Regions from separate parts of the Homo sapiens genome. Here region 2 is linked to region 1. The links are chromatin contacts, found by Hi-C or POLR2A ChIA-PET in ENCODE. All regions are on one chromosome and are shown on one strand. The core of a region is the stretch at or near the end of the contact, and the rest is flanking DNA. Distances in the headings are between cores, read along the strand shown. Region 1 holds the start of PRR14L (proline rich 14 like). Region 2 holds the start of GGA1 (golgi associated, gamma adaptin ear containing, ARF binding protein 1).

Evidence for each region. A loop is a pair of places that touch in the nucleus more often than their neighbours do. ChIA-PET counts read pairs that join two places held with the same protein, here RNA polymerase II (POLR2A). Pooled maps may share reads with other maps.
Region 2: a loop to region 1 is called in a pooled map, with 38 times the contacts of the local background. The contact joins the promoter of GGA1 here to the promoter of PRR14L in region 1. A Hi-C loop is called at or near these places in 1 of 37 single-sample maps with no recorded cell type and 7 of 50 pooled maps. POLR2A ChIA-PET finds 5 or more read pairs at or near these places in 2 of 52 experiments (CD8-positive, alpha-beta T cell and MCF 10A).

What each region holds. Positions count from the first base shown.
Region 1 is chr22:31,748,314-31,751,882 of GRCh38, reverse strand. PRR14L (proline rich 14 like) reads left to right here and starts at 1,751. Exons shown (of 9, transcript NM_173566.3): 1 at 1,751-1,890. RefSeq lists enhancers at 1,526-1,820, 1,310-1,869, 2,109-2,741.
Region 2 is chr22:37,607,024-37,610,592 of GRCh38, reverse strand. It overlaps GGA1 (golgi associated, gamma adaptin ear containing, ARF binding protein 1), which reads right to left and starts at 1,759. Exons shown (of 17, transcript NM_013365.5): 1 at 1,690-1,759. The coding sequence starts at 1,732. RefSeq lists enhancers at 930-1,039, 754-1,375, 1,980-2,149, 2,300-2,379, a silencer at 1,370-1,819 and a cis regulatory region at 3,124-3,569.

The DNA.
Region 1 (3,569 bases), core at 502-3,001:
TCATGCCATTCTCCCGCCTCAGCCTCCCGAGTAGCTGGGACTACAGGTGCCCGCCACCACGCCTGGCTAATTGTTTATAATTTTTAGTAGAGAGGGGGTTTCACCGTATTAGCCAGGATGGTCTTGATCTCCTGACCTCGTGATCCGCCCGCCTTGGCCTCCCAAAGTGCTGGGATTATAGGCTTCAGCCACCACGCCCGGCCAAAAGGCAAATATTTTAACTTTTTAATTTGGCAACTCTCATAAAGAAACTCTGAAGGCCAGGAGTGGTGGCTCACGCCTGTAATCCCAGCACTTTGGGAGGCCGAGGCAGGCGGATCACTCGAGGTCAGGAGTTCAAGACCAGCCTGGCCAACATGGTGAAACCCTGTCTCTACTAAAAATACAAAAATTAGCTGGGCATGGTAGCATGCGCCTGTAATCCCAGCTACTCAGGAGGCTGAGGCTGGAGAATCTCTTGAACCTGGGAGGCAGAGGTTGCAGTGAGCCGAGATCCTACCACTGCACTCCAGCCTGGTGTCAGAACGTGGCCCCGTCTCAAAAAAAAAAAAAAGAAAGAAAGAAACGAAACTTTGAAGCATTCAATTTTTTTTTTTTTTTTTTTTTTTGAGACAGTGTCTTGTTTTGTTGCCCAGGCTGGAGTGCAGTGGGGGCACCATCATAGCTCAATGCAGCTTCAAACTCCTGGGCTCAAACGATCCTCCTGCTTCAGGCTCCCCAGTAGCTAGGAGCACAGGTGCATCAACACCTGAGCAATTTTTGTTTTGTTTTGAGAAAGAGTCTTGCTGTGTCATCCAGGCTGGAGTGCAGTGGCACTATCACTGCTCACTGCAGCCTCAACCTTCCAGCCTCAAGTGATCTTCCTGCCTCAGCCTCCAGAGTAGCTGGGATTACAGGCACACATCACCAGACCCAGCTGTTTGTTTTTTGGCAGAAACGATGTCTCACTATGTTGCCCAGGCTGGTCTCAAACTTCTGGGCTGAAGTGCTTCTCCCGCTTTCGCCTCCCAAAGTGCTGGATTACAGGCGTGAGACACCGCGCCTGGTCGATTTCTATTTTTTAACACAAAGCCGTATTATTTGGGGCAAGTCGATTTCATTATCTGGACCTCAATTCTTCCACTGGATAAACATTTCTTCCTTCCTTCAAATGTCCATTGAGCGTCTAGTTTTGTGCCGGACACTGCTCTTGGTGCTGAGCATTAAGTGATGAACAAAACAGACAAGGTGGAGGAAGATAAATGATAAACAAGTCAATAAAGAGATGAGACATAGAAATTTCAGCTAGTGTTAAAGCTATGAAGAAAATAAAACAAGGTTCTGTAACCAACTGGAGGCAGAGGTGCCATTTATTTAGTGGTCAGTGTGATTAGAAGAAGCAGAGGAGTGTCATGACCCAAAACACTCTTTCCAGTAGAATAAGATCTCTCGGGCTGCCAGAGTGGAAGCAGGCAGGCCCTTAGAATTGTAGCCGTCCAGACTAGAAAAACGGTGGACTGGAACAGGGTGACAGCAGCGAAGGCCGGCACTGGGTCCTGTGGCTCAGCAGGAGCAGAACCAAAAGTTGTGTTTCCCTTTAAGAGTTTGAGCCGCAGGGGCGGGGTTGAGGGAGGCTGGGGCTAGCAGAGGGCGGGAGGTCAGAATCAGGAAGAGCCTTCCCTTGGAGTGCGCGCGCGCGGTGCGGGGGCGGGATTTGGGCGAGTCCGCATGGCTGGCTCGGGCCCCGGATGAGGAAGTGCAGGGGGACCATAGAGACGAAGAGGTGGCGGCGGCCGGAGCGCCCCCGGCCTCTGTCGGCTCCGTAGGCTCAGGTAGACCTGGCGACGACGGGGCTGCAGCTGCAGGGGCTGAGCTGGCTGGGCAAGCGCGGGCCGCGGAGGAGGTCTCAGGGTAAGAGGCCGGGACTGGAAGGCTTCGGGCGTAGCCGCCCCGCCCCACTCCGCCCTAAAGGGACCCTCCGCCGGGTGGTGCTGCTAAAGGGGAGTCCAGGCCCCCCGCCCTCTCGGGGCGCGGAAAGGAACCAAGGCTGCCCTGTGGGCGGCGGAACGACCCAGGGAGAGGGAGGAGACCAGGCCCCGCGTCGCTAGAGAAAAGCGGCTTCTCCGAGTCATGGCTCCGACGCGGGAGAGAGACTCCTCTTCAACCTCGATACAACAGGGATCCCCCAACTTATCTCCTCGGAGAGGACGACGCCCCTTATCGGAGGCGTACGCTCTTTCTTAGCGCTCATCCGTTGGTCAGCAGAGGGAGACCCACTCCCAGGGTTCGAGGGGGATTCTGAACTTATCCTGAGGAGGAGTAAAAGATAACCCCTAAATGAGACCTTTCCCCCAACTTTGGTCAGCGTCACCCAGGTGAAGAGTGAGACCCAACTTGCCTGAAAGTGACAGAGGGGATCTTTCTTCCCAGTAAGAAAGAGACTTACCTTCCTCCTTTATTTTTCGCCTGTACCCCAAGATACGGAGAGGAAGACCTTGAAATTTTACTTTATGGTATCAGAAATCAACCTTTCTCCCTCTCCCCTCGTGATGTCCACAGAGAGACCCTCGCTTCTCTTCTTCCCTTTAAGCCTCTTGGTGTGCAGTGAGCTCCTTTCCCTTGCATTATTAAGAGCATGGCTTTTGGAGTGTAATCGTTGCAAACCTGGGTCTCTCACTTAACGTCTTTGTGACCTTGACTATTTGTTTAACTTGTCTGAATCTCAGTCCATCTCCAATTTGGGTTCTGTTTTCTTAGAATTGTCATGCGGGCTAAGGGAGCATTTGTGTAAATACTAGTTATATAGTAAGCTTTTGGTAAGCTGTTGCTATTACTATTACTTAATCTGTTAAAAAAGAAAACTAATATCTTGCACAGAGAAGCATATTTTTCCATGCATGCCCCTCGCAGCCTCCATCACAAGTGTTCAACCATCCTTTCTCACTGGAGTGGAAGACTCCCTCCCACTTAGGGGTTAGAGAAAGAGACACTTCCAGTCCCCTTAGATCCTGCTGTTCAATACTTTCCCAAATTAACAAAGAGGGCCTCACTGAAAATAATCAGTAAAAAAAAGACTTAGCTTTTGGAAACAGGTCTGTGCTCTTAAGAGAAAGTGAGACCTGATGCCAGACGCCAGCACTTCCTTTGTCCACAGAAGGTATCACTTCTTCCTGACTGGTTAGAGATGCCCTCTCCCACTTCCCTGACTTACTGTAGTGACAAAAAATCTTCCATCTGCACATCCTTCCCACCCCCCCAAGTGGGCGATTCCATATTCTTCCTGTCTTTTGCTCTCCCAAGAAAATGAAGACTCTATACCTTTGAGGAGAGATCTCTTCCCTCTTGTATATGGAAAATGACACAGATTGTTTCTTTTCTCCTTTTCCTTTATAAAACAGAGGAAAATCTTTTATACAGGAAGCCTCTGTCAGTAGAAATCAGGAGCATTTTCCAGTTTCACTCCTTACGTGGAGACAGGGATCCTTTTTCTGGATGTTATTAAAGGGAGGAAATGGGAAATAGTCCTTGATGCTTTAGAGATTTTCTGCACGCTCCATGTTGAAGCGCTTGCCCTGTTTAGTGTATGAACT
Region 2 (3,569 bases), core at 510-3,009, 5.9 Mb before region 1:
TATATAGGCGGATCACCTGAGGTCAGGAGTTCGAGATCAGCCTGGCCAACATGGTGAAAGCCCACCTGTACTAAAAATACAAAAATAGCTGGGCGTGGTGGCGCACCTGTAATTCCAGCTACTCGGGAGGCTGAGACAGGAGAATCACTTGAACCCGGGAGGTGGAGGTTGCAGAGAGCTGAGATTGTGCCACTGCACTCCAGCCTGGGTGACAAGAGTGAAAACCCGTCTCAAAAAAAAAAAGAAGAAGCTATCCTTTACCTCCAGCCTCCACAAGGGAAGAGGAAAGATCTTACAATTCTGCTAGGACACAAAGGGGGAAGGAAAGGAGAAAATCCCAGCCCCAGTGTGTCAGGGCCCAGCCAAACCCAGGTATCTCTAACTTCTGCCTGGTTTTAGACTCTCTGGACTCTCAGAAAACCCCCACTGTTTCTAAACCTGAGAATGTTTTGTATGACCCACAGCTCAAGACCTGTGTCTGAGATCAGTTAGCCAGGGGCCCACCCATCCCCCCAGCCCAGTTGCTGCTGAGACCCAGGCGGACACTTCCGGCGTTCACAACGGTCAAGGGCTGCTGAGTGCCCCTTTTCCACCCCCTGCCCCTCTGGTGGCTAGGATGACTCTGAAACATCCCTAGAGGTTTGGTTCTGGGGCCAACCTCATGGTTCAACTCTGCTCAAGCCTGGCTTAAAAGGGGCCGGCCATGACCCCAAACCACGCTAGACAGTTGCCGGTGTGCCCGGGTCCAAGAGGGTTCCCTGAGGCCCTGGCAACGACGGGGTCCCAACAGCAGTTAAAGCCTTGGGAGAGAACCCTCACTAGACCAGGGAGAAGCCAGCCACGGCTTTCAGAGGCAGAGTCCAGGAGCGGGGCTGTGAGAGCAGGGGATCATCAGGGCTGTGGGTTAAGGAGCTCAGGTGGAGGGTTTGCGGGCTAGGAAGCCTAAGCAATAGGAAGCTACGTCTGAGGAGAAACAAGAAAAAAAGGGGTGTAGAAGCCTTTGAAGGAAGTTCAGCAAGAGCTGGGAAAGGCATCTTGGAGACTGAGGGGTTAGGCTGAAGGGAGTGACAGGGAGCTTGGAATTATTAATACTTCTGGAGTCTAAGACTCTCCCAAGCCTGTAGGGTGCGGGGGTTTCTCACTATGTGGCTAGAGACTAGGAGCGGCGGGAGGAATCAAATGGGGCAGTGGGTCCTCCCTTCCAGGACGGGGTAATGAGCAAATGTGACTACTTGCGGGCTCCAGGAACGCCATGCAGGGCCAGAGAGTGGAGGATTCGGGGCCTGAAAATAGTAGGGTCCCTCCCTCCCGGGTGTGAGATGCAACCCCGGGGAACCGCTCGCGTGCTCCTTCCCCGGGCCGCTACTCCGTGAAGCAATGTGAGCCTTGGGGGTTGGAGGCTGCTCTCTCCGTCCCGGGGGTTCCCGGCGCAGCTCACTCGCCGTCCCAGGGGTCATGGCCCAGGGATCCGACAGGTGGGCGGCGCCCGCTCCCACCGCTGGACCGCGCCGGGGCCGGGGTCCTCCATCGCTCCAGGGTCTGAGGGGCCGACTGAGGACACCGCCCCTCCCGGGCCGGGGGCGGGGCGTGAGGAGGGGGCGACCCGTACCCCGCCCCCGCCGGGAAGGGGCCCGCCTCGTGCCCCCGGTTCCGGTTCCGGTCCGGCCCGCGCCCCTCCCGGACACTCACTGATTCGCGCCTCCAGAGTCTCCGGCTCCATCGCGGGCTCCATCCGCCACCGGCCCCCAGCCTCGGCACCGCCCCCCCGCCCCCCGCAGCTCTCGCGGGACCTCCTGGGCACCGCCCTCTGCCGATTAAAGGGGCAACGTCCGAACGGGCGCGCTCGGCACCATAGAGAGGCCAACGAGCTCGCCTAGAGCGTCACCTACTCGCCCAACCCCACCCCCACGCGGCGTCTACGTCGCAGCTGGGACCGGCCGCCTGCTTTTCCGTTCCCGGCGCTCAGGCGGGAGAGGAAGTGGAGATACTGCAGGCTAAGGGCAGCACCATGGAAACCCCAAGGGACGCTCTAACTCGTTCTGCGTCACGGAGATGTCTGTGACCGCCTCCGGAAGAATTCTCTGCGGGCATGTTGCTGAGGGGCTCTGAGGCCACTTCCGGAGCCCTGAGCGGGTACTTCCGCTTAGAGTCGAACGTGGGAGAGTCCCTTAAAAGGGCGATAAGCTACATCCTCATGTACCTTGGCCGCTGTGAAAATGACGAAAATAAATCAGTTTCTTGAGTGCTTACAGTATTCTGGGCATTGTCCTAAGCACTATTTGTAATTAATCCATTTAGTTCTGACTCCTTACAACAAACCCACCAGATAATTAGTCGGCCTGAGGCCGCACAAGTAGCAGAGCTTGAACCCTGTGCCGTCTCCTCCATTCATCCAGCCAACGTTTAATGAACTCTTTGTATTTGCTTTGCTCTGTGATGGGCACAGAAGGAGATAGACAAGGCCAGATATTTATTACAGTGTGATAGGGGAAGCCCACGGGGTAGTGGGAACAAAGGAGGGGGCTCCTCCCCCAAACTGGGGTGGGGTGGGTGGGGGTGTTGTCAGGGGAGGGGTCGTGTCAGGGGAGGGGTCGTGTCAGGGGAGGTTTCAAGAGAAAGTGATACTGTACTTCGCTCAAAGACAGTCGGATTTCTCCACGTAGAGCTGGTGCGAAAAGATATTCAGGGAGAAAAAGTAGGATGAAGGCCGAGGAGGGCGGATCACGAGGTCAGGAGATCGAAACCATCCTAACACGGTGAAACCCCGTCTCTACTAAAAAAAAAAAAAAAAAAAAATTATCTGGGCGCGCCTTTAGTGCCAGCTACTTAGAAGGCTGAGGCAGAAGAATCGCTTGAACCCGGGAGGTGAAGGTTGCAGTGAGCCGAGATTGCGTCACTGCACTCCAGCCTGGGCGGCATAGCGAGACTCAGTCTCAAAAAAAAAAAAAAAAAAAAAAGTAGGATGAGTCCAGGGAGTTGGAAGTATTTCAATACGGCTCCCAGATATCTGCAAATAGATATCTATTTGCAGGAGATATCTTGGAATTAGGCTGGGGCAAGATCACCCAGGTCCCATGTTTTGCTGCCCTTTTTTTTTTTTTTCCCTGTAAGCAACGTTGGAGGTGTCGTTACAGTTTTACGGATGGTAGCAAAGTCAGGCTTTTGTTTTAGAAGGGTCCAGCAGTGGGAGGAAGATAGCAGTGGGAGCCAGACTGGAATCGGGGAGGACAGTACGAACAGACTTCCTAAGCTCGGCGCCTTTTCTCCTGTATCTCCCTCCATCAAAGACCTCCCTCACCTTGTGGCGTCACGACCTGGCGGCGCCTGGTCCCCGACTCACCTGGGTCCATTGCACTCTGTCGCCCCCTCGCGGCCGGCTGGGAAACCGGCCCGTGGCGACCTCTCCAGCGGTCCTGTGCCTGGGAGGGTTAAAGCTCCACTGAGACTAGGGAATCTGGCGAATCCGGTTCTGCCTTGGCGACTGACCTCGATTCACCTTGCGGAACCGCAGTAACCTCATCCAGGAGATGAGGGGGCTGTGCTGGGTCAGTTTTTCCCCTAAACTCAAC